Linked DNA regions of Homo sapiens: regions 1, 2 and 4 are each linked to region 3. The links are chromatin loops, found by intact Hi-C in ENCODE. Cell type or tissue: heart left ventricle. All regions are shown on one strand.

The links. Peaks named below come from ENCODE experiments on the same cell type or tissue, not always from the same donor. Only the 100,000 strongest peaks of a DNase experiment are listed, where the experiment ranks them.
Region 1: it touches region 3 in a loop (2.3-fold over the local background); 2 of 110 quality-filtered maps call a loop at or near these places.
Region 2: it touches region 3 in a loop (2.6-fold over the local background); 5 of 110 quality-filtered maps call a loop at or near these places.
Region 4: a loop joins it to region 3, with 2.2 times the contacts of the local background. A loop is called at or near these places in 16 of 110 quality-filtered maps.

Annotation. Positions count from the first base shown.
Region 1 is chr1:3,195,027-3,200,026 of GRCh38, forward strand. All of the region lies in intron 2 of PRDM16 (PR/SET domain 16), which reads left to right. LOC107984909 (a long non-coding RNA gene) reads left to right here. Exons shown (of 2, transcript XR_001737869.2): 2 at 1-500. Among named protein-coding and RNA genes, the nearest start is that of MIR4251, 70 kb to the left of the region's middle. In heart left ventricle, no CTCF peak of the experiment used is centred here; no DNase peak of the experiment used is centred here; H3K27ac peaks cover 3,133 bases.
Region 2 is chr1:3,168,057-3,173,056 of GRCh38, forward strand. The region is part of intron 1 of PRDM16 (PR/SET domain 16); the gene reads left to right. Among named protein-coding and RNA genes, the nearest start is that of MIR4251, 43 kb to the left of the region's middle. In heart left ventricle, no CTCF peak of the experiment used is centred here; DNase peaks (open chromatin) are centred at 2,635 and 3,204; H3K4me3 peaks cover 1,507 bases; H3K27ac peaks cover 1,837 bases.
Region 3 is chr1:3,281,847-3,286,846 of GRCh38, forward strand. The region is part of intron 3 of PRDM16 (PR/SET domain 16); the gene reads left to right. LOC124903828 (collagen alpha-5(IV) chain-like) reads left to right here. Exons shown (of 2, transcript XM_047436627.1): 1 at 1-5,000. The coding sequence starts at 4,973. Among named protein-coding and RNA genes, the nearest start is that of MIR4251, 160 kb to the left of the region's middle. In heart left ventricle, CTCF peaks have their summits at 2,301 and 2,500; a DNase peak (open chromatin) is centred at 2,281; H3K27ac peaks cover 668 bases; H3K27me3 peaks cover 430 bases.
Region 4 is chr1:3,407,864-3,412,863 of GRCh38, forward strand. PRDM16 (PR/SET domain 16) reads left to right here. Exons shown (of 17, transcript NM_022114.4): 9 at 3,521-4,937. Among named protein-coding and RNA genes, the nearest start is that of ARHGEF16, 44 kb to the right of the region's middle. RefSeq lists an enhancer at 598-1,175. In heart left ventricle, a CTCF peak has its summit at 2,476 (motif pointing left); a DNase peak (open chromatin) is centred at 2,462.

The DNA.
Region 1 (5,000 bases), 87 kb before region 3:
GTGAGCGCACCGGCCAGTGGATGCTCTGAGGAGTGTTCCCGTGGAGCCAGCACCGGGCAGCTCGGCGAGGCACACAGCGTCGGGATTTGGAGAGAGACGGGGCCCTGTGGGATGGTGCGGAGCCTGAGGCCACCGTGGGGACAGGGATGCAGAGAAACCCATGGGCCTCGGCGTTGCTCCGGGAGAAGCCGGCAGTGCCGTGGAGGAGTCACAGCACAGGCTTCCCATGTCCCCCGGCACCGTGACATCAGCCCTAGACGTTTTTAGCCCAAGAATGCCATGAAATCCTGCACTATCTTCGGCCCGGCTCGGAGGCACGGGTATATAAGGAATTTTAGAAAAAAGGAGAGAGAATGACTAAGAATACCTCCCTGATGGCTCTCCTTTACTTCCTTAAGGGGTAATAACTCCGCTGCAGCCCAGCAGAGGGGACTTTCTTTAAATAGAGCATTCTGATTCACAAGCGAAAAAGGAAATAAATATTTTCTTTTCATATTCGAGAGACATCTGTGAATACCAACTTCTTAAATAGTATTTTGCCAATCGCATCCCACACGCCCCGCCCCCCCTGTCCCAGTGACACCCAGAGCCCACCCTTACTCAGGAACCGGCCGCTTGTACCAAGAGACCTGAAAACATCATCAGGGCTGCCAGCCTGAAAATGTCTTCAGGGTTTTGCCAGAAGCAGGAGGGAGAAGGGCTTCTGCGTGGGGGCGTGGCCCAGCCTCCCCCTAGGTCCCCCAAGGCTCCCTGTGAGAACAGGGTGCTCCGGAGCCTCCTGCCCTTTTCCTTCCTCCCTTTCTTTCTTCCTTAGGGAAAATAAGGATTGGATGTGAAGGGAGTATGACAGAGGCATGTGGCCTCTGTATGGGCCTGGTGGGCACCTGCCGTGTGCCCTGGTCTCTGTGAGGCTCTGTCTACACTGGGACCCTCCCAGCTGTGCTGTGATTAGGACACAGCCACCCTCGCTCTGACAGGGGAACCCGGGGCTGAGAAGGAAGGAATAGCTCCCAGCCCCCAGGTTTGTCCATGCAGGGGCCCAGAGGCAGGTGTGGGTCCCGCTCAGTGACCCCAGCAGGAGCTCACTGGGGGCAGCCAGGCTCTTGCCAGGTGGGAGAGGCACAGGTGAGCTCCAGCAGGGGCGGCAGCTGGGCCCAGACCCGGTTCCTGCCCCCACTAACAGCATGTAGGTGGGGCAGTCTCAACTCTGCGCCTTGCAGGCCGATTGCCTGGGCCCAGTGCCTCATGCTCCTGCCTGAACATGGCTCTGTCCTCTGCAGGTCCCTGACCCAGCCGGGCCCTGGAACTTGACTTCACTACAGCCGATGGCCCTCTCTGGGCTTGGGGGAATTCTGTGTCGTAAACATGACCTCAGCCCCACTTTTTCTCAGAAGCTGCTGTCCCCTTGTTTGAAAGCAGGTCCCAAATGTAGACCCATGGGCCCTTGTGGGGCCTGAGAATGCTGGGGACACTTGGCAGAGAGTGAGGCTCACCGCCCGGTGCCCCTGCCTGAAGCTGGGATTCTGCGGTGGCCCCAGGGTGCCCGTGGCACCAGAGAGGGGTTCAGCCAGGAACCGCAGGGGTTCCTGACCCAGATGGTCAGCCTGTGAGACCCCCACCCAATTCCAGGCCACATTCTCTACCTACTACTGGCTGAGAGTTCCCGGGGGAGGTCCCAGGAGTCTGCATTCTGAGAAGCGATCATTGTGGGGCACTTGGAGGAGTCCAGCCCAGGAGGAGGCCCTGGGAAAGGGGCCCGCCCTGAACTTCCTTCCTCCCCTACCCATGGGAGCCCAGAGAGGCTTTTCCTAAAGGTGCCGAGGCTGACGGGTAGCAGCAGAGCCTTTCCTGACCACAGGCCTCAGCAGGGCAGGTGGAAGGAGCAGAAGCTGGAGCTGCGAAGAGGCGGGTGCCTGGGTCCACTGGGGGACCCCACTGTTGCCCAGGGGGGTCTGTGCAGCCGCTGAGGCTGGGGGGTGAGCTTCACACCACTGGCTCATCAGCATGGCTCCTGTCCCCGGCCACAGCTGCACGAGGCGGCCCGAGGCTGACCAGCCACGCGCCCCCGGGCATGGAGTGATGGCTAAGATAGGAGGGGCCCCTTGTCATACCTGAGTCCCCCTTGGGACATCACCATCTCCTCCCCCTCCCAGTGCAGTTATGAACTGGGCCCCAGGGAGGGAAAGAGTCATATGCGACCATGGGCTGGGTGGACCCAGGACAAGAGCCCAGGGTCCCGACCCCCAGGCGGGCCCTTTCTGCCCCTGCAGCTCCCAGATGTCAGCTGTGAGCAGGGCAGGCCCCTCCTTCCTGTGTGCCCCCAGCCATCACAGCGGCCCCAGCTCGTCGTGGGCACTCAGTCCAATTGTCCCTTGGGTGATCCTACAGCCTTGGCATCCTAGAGGAGCGTGCCCCATGAGCCAGGCAGGGCTGGCACAGGCCTGAGAGGCAGCTCATTCACCTCTGGTGCCTGCACCTGCAGTGCGGTCCCTGCAAGGCTGTGCCGGGATCAGCTTTGTGCTGCCAGGCGGTAGGCCTACGAGGGCGGCAGGAAGCAACTGGACCACTAAGACTGAAGAATCTACAGTACAGATCATTTGCGCTTGAGATCTTTTAATTTTGAGTAATTTCCCAGCAGCAGGCTTCGCAGGGAGCAGAATGGGTGGGGAGGGCGGCCCCTCCTGAGGGTGGGCGGCTGTGGCCTGGCGGCTCCCTGGAGAGGCCCCCTGAGGCCTGTGGGCCAGCTCCTGGGTGGCCCTCCCTCCCCTGGGTCAGACGCAGGTCCCACGCGTTCCAGGCCACAGAGGTCTCCCTGGGTCAGGGACGAGGGTCAGGGGATGAGCGCGTGAACCTCGCACTCCTCAGGGGGCAGTGGCAGGTCCCACTGCCCTCCCGCCAGGCCTGCTGCTGGTCAGAGCTTCTCCTGTGGCAGGAATTCTCATGGGCCGGGTCATCAGCTGGGGTAGGAATGTGCTCTCAGGGTGCTACGGGCCACCTTGGCCTCAACCAGAGATGAGGGTGACGCAACTGCTCACAGGCCCGCTGAGGGGCAGCGACCTGAGGACAACTCCTGTGGGCTGCCTGTCTCTGCTGCCTCCTGCACGCGGGTAGAATCTGCTCGGGTCAGGGGCGGGCACTCCATGCGTTCTCTGGACCCCCGAGCTGCAGTGTGGCTGGGTTGCTGTGGTTGAAGGCACCTGCCTTAAGGGGCCAGGTCGGCGCAGGGCAGCGTCTCTCTGGGGTGAGGAGTTTATCTGAGTGCCTTAGAGAAGGCCCTTTGGAGAATGGCTGCAAGCCGGCACCCTTGCTGCATGGAGGGTTTGTTCTGCGTGGCCTTGGCTGGGCCTTTCCTGTCGTTTGGGACATATGTGAGTAGAATTGCCTCAAAGTGACTATTCTCACTCAGCTGCCAGGATGCCGTGAGTGTGTCTGCTGTGCAGGGGAGCGTGGTCTCTTCTTGCTTTTGCAGCTCCGGGCCCACCTGGAGTGCTTGGCGTGGCACTGGGCCGTGGCCTTCTGGGACGCGTGGGCAGCACCACCGTGCTTTCCAGGGAGCTGGCTTGGTGAGTGGGCCCCACTCTCCCCTGCTGCATGAAGAACGGCACCAGCCTCCAGCAGCAGCCGCCCAGGAGCTCTCGTGCATCCACTCTGGTCCTCCGGTCCCGGCTGCGCCTCTTGCACCAGGCTGGGGCAGGGATTACCAGCCGCACGCAGGCTGCGGGAACCCCCTTTGTCTGGCTTTCGGCGGAGTCGGCAGAGTTCCTTCCTTCTGGGCTAATGCCCAGTTTAATTGTACATCCCATTGTGTCGTCTCTGTTCAATCATGTTCAAAAATACCTACGTCCACTCCGTTCCCATTTAGATCTCTCTAAAGTCCATTCCGGCTTATCAGCACCGTAATTTCACGAGCAGAGCTAAGATTTCTGCCATTTAGGCCCCAGGCATTGTCTGTCGCGGCAGCAGCTGAGATAAACCCTCACCCAGAACAAAGTCGAAATGACCTTTTACAAGTAGAAGCGGCCTTGTTTCCCTCTAGACTAATTTATCAGCCTTCGTTTCAGCCCTGGCGCTCAGCGGAGGCTGGAGAGAGTGCTGTGCGGGGTGGCGGCAGAGGGGGATTAGGATGCTTGCTTGCTCCACAGTTTCAACAGGCACCTCTGGATCCTCGGGGACAGAAGCTGCCAATGGCCATGGGGTGCCGCCGAGGAGCTTGCCTGTGGGCGGAGAGCCATAGCCAGGTGTCCCCCAAAGAGCGGTGGGGGTCTCAGGGCCTGGGGCAGGGGCACAAAAATAAAACCTTGTGTGAAAACAACGAGCCAGGCTGGAAATACGTGAACATAAGCAACATGAAATGGCCGGGCCTCCGGAGCCCCTTGCCAGTGGGGCTCTGCTGAGCTTCTTGGTAACAGCTCACATGTTCCACCTACAGAGGCTGGCTGGCTCAGTCCTCCCCTTCCTGCCCACCCCAGGAACAAGAATCTCTAGGCAGAAAGAAGGGAGGAGAGGCTGCTCAGGCTCCTGGGTCAGCCAAAGTCCCATTTCTAGAAGGTTCCAGTTGCCCTGGCTCCTGGAGCTAGGTTTGCACTGGAGCTGCCGGGCCCCCTCAAAGCATCCTCATCCCATGGGGTGGGCCTCTGATGAGCCTCTCTAGTGCATGAAGAATCGCTGGGGGCTGAGAAGCGCAAGTCTTGCTCGGCTAGGAGCCCCAGCTGCACTCGAGCCCCAAGGGGCCCTCCGGGACAGGACGCCACTCTGCTGGCCCTTGATGCCTCCCACATGGACACGAGCACCATGCTGTCTTCCCGGAGAGACCACGGTGCACCCTGTCTCAAGTCTGAGCTCTCAGAGGTGACCCTGCCCCTCAAGGGCTCCAGGACAGCTGTGCAGTGATCCCAGGACAGGGATGTCCTTGTGTTCCGTCTCTCTCCCCCCACCAGGGGAATGCAGAGGCTACAGGCCTCCCAGGGTCTTGCTGGGGAAGGGACCTCACTTCCTCCTGG
Region 2 (5,000 bases), 110 kb before region 3:
CCGCCCCACCCCTGCCTCCCAGCGCCTCTGTGACATTGCCCCCCTGCTCCTGCCATCCTCCCGCCCCACCCCTGCCTCCCAGTGCCTCTGTGGCATCGCCCCCGCTCCTGCCATCCTCCCACCCCACCCCTGCCTCCCAGTGCCTCTGTGGCATCGCCCCCGCTCCTGCCATCCTCCCGCCCCACCCCTGCCTCCCAGCGCCTCTGTGGCATCGCCCCCACTCCTGCCATCCTCCCGCCCCACCCCTGCCTCCCAGTGCCTCTGTGGCATCGCCCCCGTTCCCATGCAGCCATCCTCCTGCCCCACCCCTGCCTGGTTTTCTGGAACCCCTGGAACCAGCATCACACAAGTGAGCAAGTGGCTCTTTCCAATCTTACAACCCCCGCGGTGGAAGGAACAGGTGGAAAGATTGTTGAGACTTGTAAATTAGTTGCTAATGAGGAAAATCAGGAAATTTGCTGAGGCATAAAAAATGAGAAGTCCGGAGAAAGAAGACAAATGGACCCGCAGCTATTCCCGCCCCACCCCCGCCCCTCGCCCTTTCATACCCTGGTTTAGATCAGACCGAAATACAGATCTGATGCCTAAGTTAATGCAAAGAAATTGCTTTAAAATGTAAAGGTGATTAATTGGATTAATGTGCAAAAAATGGTTAAAGTATGTCAGGGAATGAGGAGGGAGTGGGGGCCCGTGTTTCCCGGGCCACCTGCCACCTGCCCGGCCCATGGAAAGTGCTCTGCCAACATCATTTCCTGGAATGCTCAGAAGGACCCTGCCAGGTGGCCACTGTCGTTCCACTTCTGCAGATGAGAAGCTCTGGCCTACCGAGCCTACTCCTGGAGCCAGGTGGTTGCTGCCCACACCCCCTCCCACCTGAGCTGACCCCTGTGGCCACGCCCAGGGTGCAGGTTCAGGACCAGTGCAAGGGGACATGGGGCTGTAACCTGTAGGCTGATGAGTCCAACAGAAGCCTCCCCACCCCTGTAAGAGGGACGTCCTGAGACCCTGTGCTGTGCCGCTGCTGCGGTCTCCAGCCTCTACTTGGAAGGCTTGTGACAAGTGTGGTGTGTGGCCCTGGACACTTTCTGAGCCTCAGCTGGCCCTGATGCTAAATGGGCCCATGGAGGTATTGTGTGGATTTTCTACTGTTTCTTTTCAACAAAACCCATGGTTTGGAACCTCGGGAAGAAACAAACCTCATAAAAATGTGATTCCTAAGGCCCTTCCATCCGGCCCCCACCACCCTGAATCCCTAGGGTTAGAAAACACTCCTGAGGCTGACCCAGAGCTCAGGGAAACACCCTACGGTTGCCATGGGAGCCCCGTCCCTAGCGACTCTCCTCAGGGCCGGGGGTTGGAAGATACCACACAGGGGTGGGAGTGCAGGCCGAGGGGCTTGTTGGCCTGGGGTTTGAGCCCCACCCCTCTCCCGTGCACAGCCTGGGGCATGTGCTGGCTTCTCTGTGCCTCAGTTTCCTGATCCATAAAATGGAGATAATAACAGGCCAGGTCCCGGGGTTGTTGCTGAGGGGCAGAGTATCCCTGTCACCTCCTCAACAAAGAGGCTGACAGAGGAAAACAAACGATTAAAGAAAAAAAAACAGAGCCCGCCCCCCACGGGCCCCCCAACACCCGCAAGGGCCTGCACCACTTCCACCGTCTCTGGCTCCTGTACGCCATCAGGATCTTGAAGGGGCAGGTGGGGAAGGGCTGGGCTCCCCCGCAGCCCCTGGTTCCCCCCGAGCCTCGGGCCCTCTCCCCTGGCTGCCGTGTCCATGGGCCACGCTCGGGTCAGCGGCGAGCTAACGCCTTTGTCAGGGTGATTAATAGCGGGGGGACTGTCGTTAATTCACTGCCTAATGACCGCGGCCCGCGCGCTCCGAGTAATCGGGTGATGTATGTGGACTGTGCACACCTCGTGGCAGAGGTGAAAATCATTTCGACAAGTCAAATATTGTCACAGGGAACAAATGGCTCTCCCTGTTAATAAAAATTAATGAATTTTTTTTTTCTTTCTTTTTTCCTCGCCGCTGGCCTGCTAAATGAATCTGAGGGCAGCTGAGCGCGGACGGGCTGGGAAGGGTTAAGTTCTTGATTCCGTGGTTAAAACTATGAACGTCTTCATCAGGGCAAGTGCGGCCAGGGGGCCAGGGTGGCCCTGCACCTGCAGCCTGGCTGCTTCCCCCAGGAGTGCCTGCAGGCCCTTCCGGGGTGGGGGTGCAGAGATCCCCCGCTCCAGGCCTGAAGGGGTGAGGCTTCCAGAGAGGGGCTGCAGCTGTCCCAGGCTCTCTGGACCTGAGGGTGATGGGAGCACCTTCAGGCTGCTCTCCCCACCCCTCCACTGCAGCCCCATCACCATGTGGGTGGGAATTAGGGAGCAGAGCCGAGTGGATTAGGACCAGGTGCTGGGCAATGAGTTTATCCAGGGAGGGTCCTCCTGGCCCCGAGAGCCGGAGCCCAAGGTGGCACCAGTTTCCCTAGGAGCATCTGGGTGGCCCCCAGACCCTGCCCTGGCTGCGAGGGGCGGGGAGTCAGGCCTCAAAGGCCTCAGCCTCCGCAGCTCCCCACCCCCACTCTGGTGGGAGGCCAGGCCAGGGCAGTGAGCCAGCCCGCCTCTGTGCCCAGAGGAGGCGGGGCCCGGGGGAGCAGGGGAAGGGAGGGCCTGCACCCACCATTGGCAACAAAGCTGTCCTGGCCGCTCCCGTCACCAGGGCTGGAGGCACACGGACATGGACAGTGCCCTCCCCACCCCATGATGCAAACCCCCAGTTTTCATCCCAGCAGCCAGGGCTGTCGGGAGCCCATGGCCTTCTCTGTCTGCAGCAGCCACGGTGGAGGCAGGCCACCGGGGAAACGTGTGTTTCAGCTCCCAGAGCTCGGGCTGATGGCGCCAGCCCAAACGAGGCTGTCCTCCCCAGCCCGTCTTGGCTAGAGAGCCCACACAGCCTCGCTGCAGTCCCTAAGGGAAGGCTGGGATAGGGGCACCCCTGTCCCAGCGGGACCCCGCACCCCTCAGCGCCCCACGGAGACCTGCACCTTCCAGACTGACAGTGCTCGGGGCCCTCTCTCCCTCTTGCGATTTTTATTTCGGGGCCACGTTTGTTTACTTGCGGCGTGACTTGCTCTGGCCTGTGCACGGCAGCCACAGGCCCAGTTGGTAGGAACTAAAGAGATAAATAAGTCTATAAATAGTTTGGTGGCGGTCGGCTGTTACGGCGCTTGCTCAGCATTTAACCCCTTGTTCCTCCTCCTCGCTGTCCGGGCAGAGCCAGGGAAAGGGAAGCAGAGAACAGAAATCTCCGAGTGTGTTTTCTTTTCTGAACGAGCCCTGGCTGAGTGCACTTTGTCCTCGGGTGGCCTGGCCTGCAGAGCCTCCTGCGAGGACGCTGGCCTTGATTGCAACCCCCTCCAAACCCTCAGTGCCGCAGGTGCTCTGGCAGCTGGCAGAGGTGGCCATCCCAGGGTCACTGGCCATCCCTTCCTCTGCCCTCGGTATCCCACTTACAGCCTCCGAGTTTGCAGAAACACAGCTGTGTGTATTGGGGGGCCCTTCCCCAAATCTGCTCTGGCCACGAGCTGAGCTGGCTCCTGTCCTGCCCTCCTCGGGCTGGCAAGCCCAGGCCCCTTCTGGGTTCTGGTTGGCTCCATGGAACCTTTCCTTCCTCTTTCTGGAAGGACCCCAGGACTCCAGAACACCTAAGCACCTGGCTGAGCCTCCAGGAAGAGCCTGAGGAAGCCTCCGGGTGAGAGGTGACCCTCGTCTCTGTGGCCACCCGGGCCCTCCACCAGCCAGAACCTCTTGTCGCCCTGCTTGGATCAGGCGCCTCCCGAGCACAAAGTCCTGGAGCAGCGAGCCGAGCTCCAGGTGCAAGCCCCCCGGCCTCCGCGCCACCGGGGGAGCTGCGATCCAGTAGAACGGGGTCCCCGGTGCTGAAGGAGCATCCCTGGGCCCAGCGGGAGGCTGTGAGGTACTCAACGGCTCCACGATGTCCTTATGCTGCTGTGGGCCCTGCCGGCTGCCAAGCCAGCTGCCCTAGGTGTGGGGGCCACCTAGCAATCAGGGTGGAGAAGGAGTTGAGAACAGAATCACCCACTCACATGCAGGTGAGGGGCAGGGCATACGGCTCTGAACGTCCCCCACGGTCTTCCCGGTTGGATTCGTGCCTGTTTTACAGAGGAGGAGGCTGAGGTCCAGAAGGTGGAAGTGGCTTTACCCCACTCCCAAGGTACAGAGGCTGGAAGGAGACCCTGTCCTTGCCTATAGGAATGAGAGTCAACCAGGGTGGTGGGGGAAGTCAACCTTACCTGCTTTCCAGAGACCCTGAGATCTGGGCAGTGGGGCTGCTGACAGGAGCCTCGTTTCACTTGGGTGGAATAGCCTGGGTTTTGTTGATGCTAAGAGCACGCCGTAGATTCAGACGGCACACGCATGTTCACACGTGCTTCCCACAGTGGCGTGTGCTTCACTGTAGCTAAAATGTGGACACACCACAGTGTCCATCCACAGATGAAGAGACAAGCCAAAGGCGGCACCCACATGCCTGGACTATTAGCCCTCAAAAGGAAGGAAACGGCGACACACGCCACCACCTGGAGGAAACTTGAGGACCTTGTGCTAAGCTAAGTAAGCCGGCTGTGAAAGGGCAATAGTGTAGGATCCCACTTACGGGAGGTCCCTAGAGTTATCACATGCATAGAGACGGAAAGTAGAATGGTGGCTGCCGGGGCTGGGGGAGGGGATGGAGAGTGTCTGTGGGGTAGACTTTCTCTCTGGGGAGATGCAGGAGTTCTGGAGATGGGTGGTGGTGACTGAAGGCAGCGCACAGCATGAATGTGCTTAATGCCACTGAGCTGTGCGCTGAACAATGACTGAAATGATACATTTGATGTTACATGTATCTGCCCACAGTCTTTCTAGAAGCACGCTGTCACGATGCCAGATCTTAGCTCGTGGAGCTAGTGCTTGGAGCCAACACCGCCTGGTATTTGAGGGGTCCAGT
Region 3 (5,000 bases):
GGCAGACGCCATCCCTGTACCAGGGGGTGCAGGGTGCTCAGGGAGACTGGAGCCCCAGTCTGCCTGGAGCTGGCATGAGGCCAAGGTGGGCGCCCGCAGCCCTGGATGTGGAGGGGTGTTCTAGAAGGAGTGCTGGCCTGCAGGAAAGGCCTTGGGCTGCAGTCAGGTCAGCCATGAACCCTTCAGTCAAACATGTGACCTGAACTGAGAACCCCAGGTCCAGCCTCTAGGTATGGGACGCCAGCTCTCTCCTTACCACCGAAGCAGCTTTGGGCTTGCACATGAAAAGCTTCCGAACCTTGACTCCCTTCACAGGCCTGAGCAGTGAGTTCCCAGAATGTTCTAGAAGAGGCATGTGCTCAGGGAGGCCATGCTTCAGTGTGCAGACGTTTCCCCAGAGAGGTCAGCAGGTGCCGGGCACCAGCCCTTCCCCAGACACAGGCTGGCCCTGCCAGCTGGCTTAGCAGGGCGCTGCCTGTGTGTGGAGTGGGGGCTCTGGGCTCCTTGCTTGGCCCCCACAGGTCCTCGACCCAGAGACCTTGTCCCCCCACTGTCGGGCTTAGGACAGGCCAGGGTCACCCTCAGCAGAACCTGGGGCCAGCGCCGCAGGGCCCCCTGGTTTGGAAAGCCTGTTCCTCAGCTCTGTCCCAGCGGGCACTTAGCTGAGGATACCCCTGATGCTGCTCCATGCACACCTCTCACCACGATTCAATCCACCTGAGGATGGTCACCTTCTCAGGGAAATGGGGAAAGACTTATTGCCAAGGTCACTGAAGCCTTCCTGGTCTTGGTGTCTGGAAAAAACTCGCCAAGAGAGCAGGCATCTCCCGAGACCCAGGAATCAGCATGGCCACCAGAGCTGGTCACTGCCACTCCGAAGCTCCTCAGGCAGCTTCCTTTCTCCCTAGGGAGGAGACACTGTTGTCCGTCTGAAGCCTGGCGAACGTGGGACACAGGAGGCAGCCGTGGCCGGAGGGGCACGAGGGTGGTGGGCAGCCAGCGCTAGCCCAAGCTCCCGGGGTCACTCCAAGGAGTAGTGAGGGCTCCCCTGCAGGTGCAGTGAGAGGCGTGGTAGTATTAGGGCGGTTAGAGGAGGGGCGTCTCCCTTCCCTTCCTTCTGAGTTTTCTTTGACACTGTCATCTTTCAGTGCAGAGTCAATGCTGCAGAAGGCTCCCTGTGAGACAGGCGAGGCTGTGAGGCCGGGTGGGAGGCAGCGCTTCCCGAGCAGGTGCGGGGTGCGTCTTCACTCTGCCCCTCCCGACACTTGGTTTTGGAGGGGTCTGACCCAGTGGCCGGGCTCATGGGTGGGAACTGGCCAGCCAGCCCCTCGTCACCTTCCCTCCTGCTTGGGCTCCACAGCATATCCCAGGCACAGCTGCCCATTAGAGGCGGGGCTGTCCCTGCAATGGAGGTGCCAGGGAATGTCTGTCCAGGCCTTGGCCAGGGCCCGGGGTGGCTGCAAATGGCCTTAGGCCAATGAAGGACACAGCTGCCCCCCAACCTTGTTCATTCTCCAATGCCCCTCCCTCTGTCCCTCTCTCCCTCCCTCCCTCCTGCAGCCAGACCCTGGAGGTGGGCTCCATGGCATAGGACAGCCCCAGGCAGACCCAACTCACCCACTCCCCAGAGTGGAAAGAACAGCCTCTGCCCCACACTGCGCGGTGCCCCTAGGTCCACAGCAGAGACAGACACACAGAAGAGAGGGGACGGACAGCGAAGGGTTACGGGGACCAGACCTCAAGGTCAGAGGAAGAGAGAGGGGACGGTCAGCAAAGGGTTACGGGGACCAGACCTCAAGGTCAGAGGAAGAGACAGGGGGTGGTCAGCGAAGGGTTATGGGGACCAGACCTCAAGGTCAGAGGAAGAGAGACGGGGCGGTCAGCGAAGGGTTATGGGGACCAGACCTCAAGGTCAAAGGAAGAGTATATTTCCCGCCTGCTTCCCCCAGCATCTTCCAGCAAAGCCGGCTGGTGGTGTTGCGGCCACACAGCCTCCCCGACCAACATCCAAGCCTGCAAAGCTAAGAGGTTAGGATCTGCAGGAGCCCAGGTGCCTCCGCGGGAGGAATGTGGCTCAGATTCGGGGGACCGGTGCGCGGTGTGTCCAGGAGACGCAGGCACATCGCAGGGTTGGAAGTGCGCTGGGGGCCTGGCCTGTGGTCCTGGCTGGGATGCCGCCATCCTAGGGTAGCGGGCCTGGGGGGGCCTGGAGCTGGGGGCCATCCTCCCATGGCCTGGGCCTGGGGCAGGGGCTGCTGCCCGCCACCCGCCACCCGTAGCCCGCCCGGGAAGCTGGGGTGGAGGCGCCCTCTATCGCCTGCCTGGGGGACATCTCGCCAAAGCACACCGGTTTGCAAAGGCAAACCGACATTAAGCGTCCCAGGTTCCCCAGACATTATCTGCCTTTTGGGAACCTTTAAAATAAAGAGTCAAACGTTTTCGGCCCCTGTCTGGCTTTTTATGTAAACTGAGTGGTTCCTGGAGTGTGTTTTTTAAAGTGTTAAGATGGCAGTATTTATCTGGAGGGGGAGGGAGGAAGAGCCAGGTGGGCGTTCTCCTATTAGGCCAGAATTTTCAGAGAAAACCAGTGTAAGGCGTGGCCAAAATGATGAGTTTGTTTCCCGGTGGCCTAGGAGTCTGTCCAGAGCAAAGCAACTGCCAGGTGGGCTTCTCCTGGCACTGTCGCCGTGAAGCCTTCGGGAGCCAGGACCTGCCAGCAGCCAGAGTTCAGCCCTGCAGGGAAAGGGGCGGCCAGGGGGAGCCCCACACCCTGAGAACGTGGGAGTGCGGTCTTGATACAGATCATCTTCAGATAGACTCTGTGGCCTTATGATGGGGAATCTGAGGGTTCATTCTCAGCCAGAGAGGAGGATAAGGGGTGTTGCTTCTAGAAACGGCCATGCGTCTTGGGGGCTTCACGGAGCACCTGTGAGCCTGGGGTGGCCAAGCCTGGGAAACCCAGCGTGGTCCCGCCCAGGCCAGGGCAGAGCAGAGAAGGGTCAGAGCTGGAGGCCGGGCTGAGGAGTCTGCAGCCGCCAGGGCAGCTTCCGAGCTTGGTGCACCTACTCACCACGCTGGCCCTTCCTGGGCTGTAAGCCCTGAGTGACCTGCTCCCCTCTGGGCCCGGGCTTTCGGAGGCGAATGTTGGTAGGTTTCTCTGGCCGGTATAGCCCTTGAGCATGGAACGCTTCACCTGGTGCCCTGGACGGGGTGCAAGGGAGGCAGGCTGGCACTCTCTGGCCCCCCCAAGTTCTGGGCCAGCCCCCAGCATTTCCTGCTGAGAGTCCCAAGGTCCTTGGTGAGGTTTTCAGAGCCCACTGGGCAAACCTAGGGTGAGGTGGGCTGTGTGGACTGCAGCCAGGAGCAAAGTCTGGCCTGGGGCACCCCAGCCCTCTGGCCCCAGCCCCGTGGAGGCCCCTGCCTCTCCCCTCCAGCTGGCCACCTGGGCGTTCTGATTACCTCTCCAGGTGTGGCTGGGAAAGCAGCTCTGCCCTCTGCCCTCACCCCATTGTTCCCCAGGCTCTGCCTTTCAGGTCGTTTTACGTTTTCACCTGATCCCTGTGATGCTGCAAAGCATTCCCAGGCCACTGAGCAGCCCTGCCACAGCCGCTGTGTCGCCCCCACTCACAAATCTCGGGACGGACATGTCCCCTGCCTTCCTGGGAGCAGGCATGCTCCCAGGAAGCTGTGACATGCTCGCTCGGGAGCTTGGAGCTGTGACATGCTCGCTCGGGCTTCTTCGCTCACACCCGCGACATCCACATTGGCCGTGGTCATAGCCAGCCTGAGCCCAGGGCGTGCTTGAGCCCCTCCGTCTCTGGTCCCTGGACGGCCAAGGTCAGTTTCCTCCCCCTGGAAATGGCTAGATGAAGGTCTGCTTCTCCAGATGCCAGCCTTGCTCCCAGGCCATGGCAGAGGAAAGCCCCCCCACCACCGGACACCTGGCATGTCCACCTGGGGAAAGGGCACTGGCCCTCTCTGGCAAGAGCTTCTCAGACCCCAGGGTAGGTGGACTTTGTGGTTTTCATCTCTGCCGAGCGTGGAGCCCAATCAAAGATCCAGGCTCCGCTGACGAGAAAACCCAGAAAGCCCCTGCGGCGTGACACAAGGAAAAATAAATATCAAAAGAACATTTGACGAGCTCAATAAATTGATCATATTGTGCTGAACCTTCACCCCCATAACTATGGGACCATTTAAATGCTAATGCCATTTTTTAAAAAGTCAATTACAGGAGTTTGCAAGGAATGGAGTCAGCATTCCCCACGACAGCCTCTCCTCCTCCAGCTCCCTCTCCTCATCCACAGGCACTGGGGCCTTTGCTCCCCTGAAGGAAATGTTCCCTCACAGTGGTCCCAGTAATTGAATCAAGTTGATACAGACACCAGGAATATTGCAAGTTGTGTGGGTAATGGGAAGCACGTGTTGATAAAGTGGTCAGTGTTTGCGGACCAAGGGGGGCCGCAACTGCAGTTAACCCTTCAGAGAGCACAGCGTCCCCACAGCCCGAAGGGCCGCCCCCTGCCTGGCAGAGCCCCAGGTGGGTGACATGCAAGCATTCCGGAATCTTCCAGCCCTGGGTTCCTGTTTCCCATCAGCACCTGCTCTGCTCTGCAGACGGCAACATGGCCACAATTCTCCCTCCTCTTGGTGGCACCTCCTCACCAACTGGACCCAACCGAGCCTGCAGCCTCCTGAATTGACATGCAGGAGAGGAGAAAGAAGAAGACATGGACCCCCAGAGAAAGCTGGATGCTCAGGAACCCCGTGTCCTCCATAAGGGCCTGAGGGCCTGGGGGTTCAGCCTTCTGCACCCCCAAGTTCCTCCCACACCAACTGTGCTGGTGGCAAAATTCTAGTCACCATTTTCATACCGACAGCCTCTACGTGCTGGGCGCTTAACTCACAGGAGACCTGCAAGCCTCACTCGGGGAAACAGAGGCACACAGAGTGGAGGGGCCGCCCAGCTCAGATGCAAGAGGATGGAAAGCATGGGACTC
Region 4 (5,000 bases), 130 kb after region 3:
CACACACTCGGCTCACCTTTGTGCCTTGGCTTTTTGCTAAGGGGATAAAGCTTAAAGGAAAACCCCAGATGTGGGCAGATCGGGTTTATGAAGATTCTCATTCCCTTAGAAATTAGATCAGACACAAGCAACGCAGCCCTGGTATCCCCCAGGCCACTGCACAGTGTCCTTTGGTGCAACTGCAGAAGGGGGTCTTCAGGCTTGGAGAGGAGAATTTGCAAACAAGTGAGGGAGTCCAAATGGCGTGGCCCTTTCCAGGAATGGTCAGTTGCTTGCAGGAGAGGTCACAGCTGCGCAGGCGCTCATGGCCAGACTCCGTGTCCACCTGCTGGGTGACACACCCATGGCACAGGCAGATGGAAGCCCTAAGCCCCCACCTCACTGGCCACACAGACGGAGGGGGTGTCATTCCTGGTGGTGTCTTTCCCACCAAGGCGCTCACCTGTGCCCTGGGCTGTGTACAAACGTGTGTGTGCATGGGTGTAAGAGAAGGGGTGGGTAGAGCGAGAGGAGAGGAGAACAGGACAGAGAGGAAGTATAATATCTGGGAATGAGGTGCACAGGCTCCCACTGGGCACTTTGCAGAAAGAGCCTTTGCTTTAATAAGTATGCACGTGTGAGAGTGTGTGAGTGTGGGCGCGTGCACCGGTGCGTGTGTGTGTGAGAGCGTGTGTGTGGACACATGAGCTGGTGCATGTGTCGGTGCGTGTGAGAGCGTGTGAGTGTGGGTGTGTGAGCTGGTGTGTGTGTGAGTGCATGAGTGTGGGTGCGTGAGCTGGTGCCTGTGTTGGCATGTGTGAGAGTGTGTGAGTGTGAGCACGTGAGCCGGTGCATGTGTTGGCGTGCATGAGAGTGTGTGAGTGTGGGCGCGTGAGCCGGTGCATGTGTTGGCACACGTGAGAGTGCATGAGTGTGGGCGCGTGAGCCGGTGCGTGTGTGTGAGCGCGTGTGGGCGCGTGAGCTGGTGCGTGTGTTGGAGGATGTGAGAGCACGAGGGTGGGCACGTGAGCTGGTGCGTGTGTGTGTGAGAGCGCATGAGGGTGGGCGTGTGAGCCAGTGCTTGTGTTGGCACGCATGAGAGTGAGGGGCGTGTGAGCCAGTGCATGTGTTGGCACGTGTGAGAGCATGTGAGGGTTGGCGTGTGAGCCGGGGCATGTCAGTGTGTGTGAGTGTGGGCGTGTGGGCCGGTGCGTGTGTCGGCGCACGTGACAGCGTGAGTGTGGGCGCGTGTCTGTGAGTGCGAGTGTGGGCGTGTGAGTTGATGCATGTGAGTGTGTGAGTGTGGGTGTGTGTGAGTGAGTGTGGGCACGTGAGTTGGTGCGTGTGTGTGTGAGAGTGTGGGCGCGTGAGTTGGTGCGTGTGGGTGTGAGAGTGTGTGAGTGGGGCACAGCCAGGGTGTGCTTGTTTGGCCGGCAGGGCTGAGTGCCTCCCCGAGGGCCAGGTAGGTGACCGAGGGGTATTTACAGACCCTCCCTCTGGAGGGTCACCTGTCCATCAGCAGCCCTCCAGAGAGGGCAGATTTGATGAAACGAGACAAAGTTCTTCTCCCCTCAGCCTTGAAAACGCCCCGCCAGGCTGGACGAGCAGGAAGGTAGAGCGGTTAATATAAATAGATATCGTGATGAAAGAACACGATCATCTTAGGGGAAAAGCTCCCAGCTGGAGTCGAAGGAGATCAGGCAGCCGACGATTTCTGGTGAGCAAGAAGCTTGCTGAAATCATTGTTTCCACCACGCCGTGTTTAGGAAGCAAATTGTCCTACAGAGAGAGACACTCGCCGGGATGTGTGTGTGTGGTGTGCGTGTCTGTGGTGTGTGTGTGCGTGTGTGTGGTGTATGTGCATGTGTGTGGTTTGTGTGGTGTGTGTAGTGTGGGTGTGTGTGTGGTGTGGGTGTGAGTGTGTGTGGTTGTGTGTGGGTGTGTGGTGTGGGTGTGTGTGGTGTATGTGTGCATGTGTGTGGTTGTGTGTGGGTGTGTGGTGTGGGTGTGTGTGTGGTGTTTGTGTGCATGTGTGTGGTTGTGTGCATGTGTGTGGTGTGGTTGTGGGTGTGGTGTGTGTGTATGTGCATGTGTGTGGTGTGGGTGTGTGTGCGTGTGGGGGGTGTGGTTGTGTGTTTGCATGGGGGGGTGTGGGGGGTGTGCATGTGTGTGTGCTGTGTGTGCATGTGTGTGATTGTGTGTGTACGAATGTGGTGTGTGGTTGTGTATGTGCATGTGTATGAATGTGTGTGGTTGTGTGTGTGCGTGTGTGTGGTGTGTGTGCATGTGTATGAATGTGGTGTGTGGTTGTGTGTGCTGTGTGTGTGCATGTGTAGATGTGTGTGTGTTCCTCCCTTTTTTCTTAGAAAAACAAGAGGCAAAAGACAAGCTGGTGATTCGCTGACAACCGTTCACAGGCCTTTAGGAAAATGGCCGGAACCCCCAGGCCGCTGGGTCCTGGAGTCTAGCTGGGCCGGCACTGCCCTCTCCTGTTGAGAGAAGATGCTGGCACTCGCCAGCCAGAGCCGGGCACTGCCGCTTCCATCCCAGTCTGAGGAGGTTCCCAGTAGTAGGATTTTCACTTTTCTCAAGCAGGGAATAGTCCCTCTGCATAGGGCTCCTGCCCGGGGTGACCTCCTATCCATGTCCACCTCCAGCCATCTCCAAAGGGTAGTTGAGTACTGCCAGGAGCCCCAAAGTCCGGGATCCCCGAGTTGGGGCCTCCTGAGAACCTCAGGAACTGTCTGTGTCAACCCAGAGGCTGCCTTCTCCGGGGTGCAGGCAGCAGGATCTGGTGCGGAGAGGGGAGGTGGGAGGACACTAGGAACACTGTGAACTTCTAGAGAGCAGGAGGCACAGTCTGCGTGGTCAGCGTCCTGCCCCCACCCCTGCTAGAACAGCTGCAAAAGTGAAGACGAAGGCAGGGCGGGCCCTGAGCCAGCTTGCCCTGAATCCACTGATGGAGTGGCAGACACCATCACATGCATTCGCTTTCCCCGTGCCCCGCCCTGGAGAGCAGGTTCACCTTCCCCAGGGACTTCTGAAAATCTTGGCTCCTAAACTAGCAACACCGTGGGGTAGGAGGGTGGAAACAGCAGTGGCAAGCCCATTCTCCAGCAAAGAAGGTGGCGGCACAGCAGGAACTGTACCAACCGGCCCCCCGATCTGTGCTGGTCACTGGAGGCCAGTCTTGGGTGGGGCGCATGCACACACACATATGTTTCCACATGCTCATGTGTGCACACGTGTGCACACTCAGACACGCACGCTTGCAGAATACACACACGCCTGCCCAGACACGGACACTTACGCACACAGACACACATGCACCTGCCTGTGTATTTGTGTGTACGCACACACGCATGTATGCACAGTACACACATATACACCCATGCCCACGCACATGCACCCAGACAGACTGCTTCCAGCCCCAGCCTCGCCCCTCCAGCGGCTGGCTTTCCCAGTAATTTCATGTGGCGTTTTCAGCAGGGTTTCCCGGTCATTTCATGCGGGTTTGTCTTGGCTTCTGCTGATGTTTTAGGTGAGGTCTGCCACAAGTCCTACACGCAGTTCTCCAACCTGTGCCGGCACAAGCGGATGCACGCCGACTGCCGCACGCAGATCAAGTGCAAGGACTGTGGCCAGATGTTCAGCACTACCTCCTCCCTCAACAAGCACCGGCGCTTCTGCGAGGGCAAGAACCATTACACGCCGGGCGGCATCTTTGCCCCGGGCCTGCCCTTGACCCCCAGCCCCATGATGGACAAGGCAAAACCCTCCCCCAGCCTCAATCACGCCAGCCTGGGCTTCAACGAGTACTTTCCCTCCAGGCCGCACCCGGGGAGCCTGCCCTTCTCCACGGCGCCTCCCACGTTCCCCGCACTCACCCCCGGCTTCCCGGGCATCTTCCCTCCATCCTTGTACCCCCGGCCGCCTCTGCTACCTCCCACATCGCTGCTCAAGAGCCCCCTGAACCACACCCAGGACGCCAAGCTCCCCAGTCCCCTGGGGAACCCAGCCCTGCCCCTGGTCTCCGCCGTCAGCAACAGCAGCCAGGGCACGACGGCAGCTGCGGGGCCCGAGGAGAAGTTCGAGAGCCGCCTGGAGGACTCCTGTGTGGAGAAGCTGAAGACCAGGAGCAGCGACATGTCGGACGGCAGTGACTTTGAGGACGTCAACACCACCACGGGGACCGACCTGGACACGACCACGGGGACGGGCTCGGACCTGGACAGCGACGTGGACAGCGACCCTGACAAGGACAAGGGCAAGGGCAAGTCCGCCGAGGGCCAGCCCAAGTTTGGGGGCGGCTTGGCGCCCCCGGGGGCCCCGAACAGCGTGGCCGAGGTGCCTGTCTTCTATTCCCAGCACTCATTCTTCCCGCCACCCGACGAGCAGCTGCTGACTGCAACGGGCGCCGCCGGGGACTCCATCAAGGCCATCGCATCCATTGCCGAGAAGTACTTTGGCCCCGGCTTCATGGGGATGCAGGAGAAGAAGCTGGGCTCGCTCCCCTACCACTCGGCGTTCCCCTTCCAGTTCCTGCCCAACTTCCCCCACTCCCTTTACCCCTTCACGGACCGAGCCCTCGCCCACAACTTGCTGGTCAAGGCCGAGCCAAAGTCACCCCGGGACGCCCTCAAGGTGGGCGGCCCCAGTGCCGAGTGCCCCTTTGATCTCACCACCAAGCCCAAAGACGTGAAGCCCATCCTGCCCATGCCCAAGGGCCCCTCGGCCCCCGCATCCGGCGAGGAGCAGCCGCTGGACCTGAGCATCGGCAGCCGGGCCCGTGCCAGCCAAAACGGCGGCGGGCGGGAGCCCCGCAAGAACCACGTCTATGGGGAACGCAAGCTGGGCGCCGGCGAGGGGCTGCCCCAGGTGTGCCCGGCGCGGATGCCCCAGCAGCCCCCGCTCCACTACGCCAAGCCCTCGCCCTTCTTCATGGACCCCATCTACAGGTATTCAGCACCCCAGCCTCACTGGCTCTCCCTGGGGCGGGGCCGCGGCGGTGCTGGGCGGGC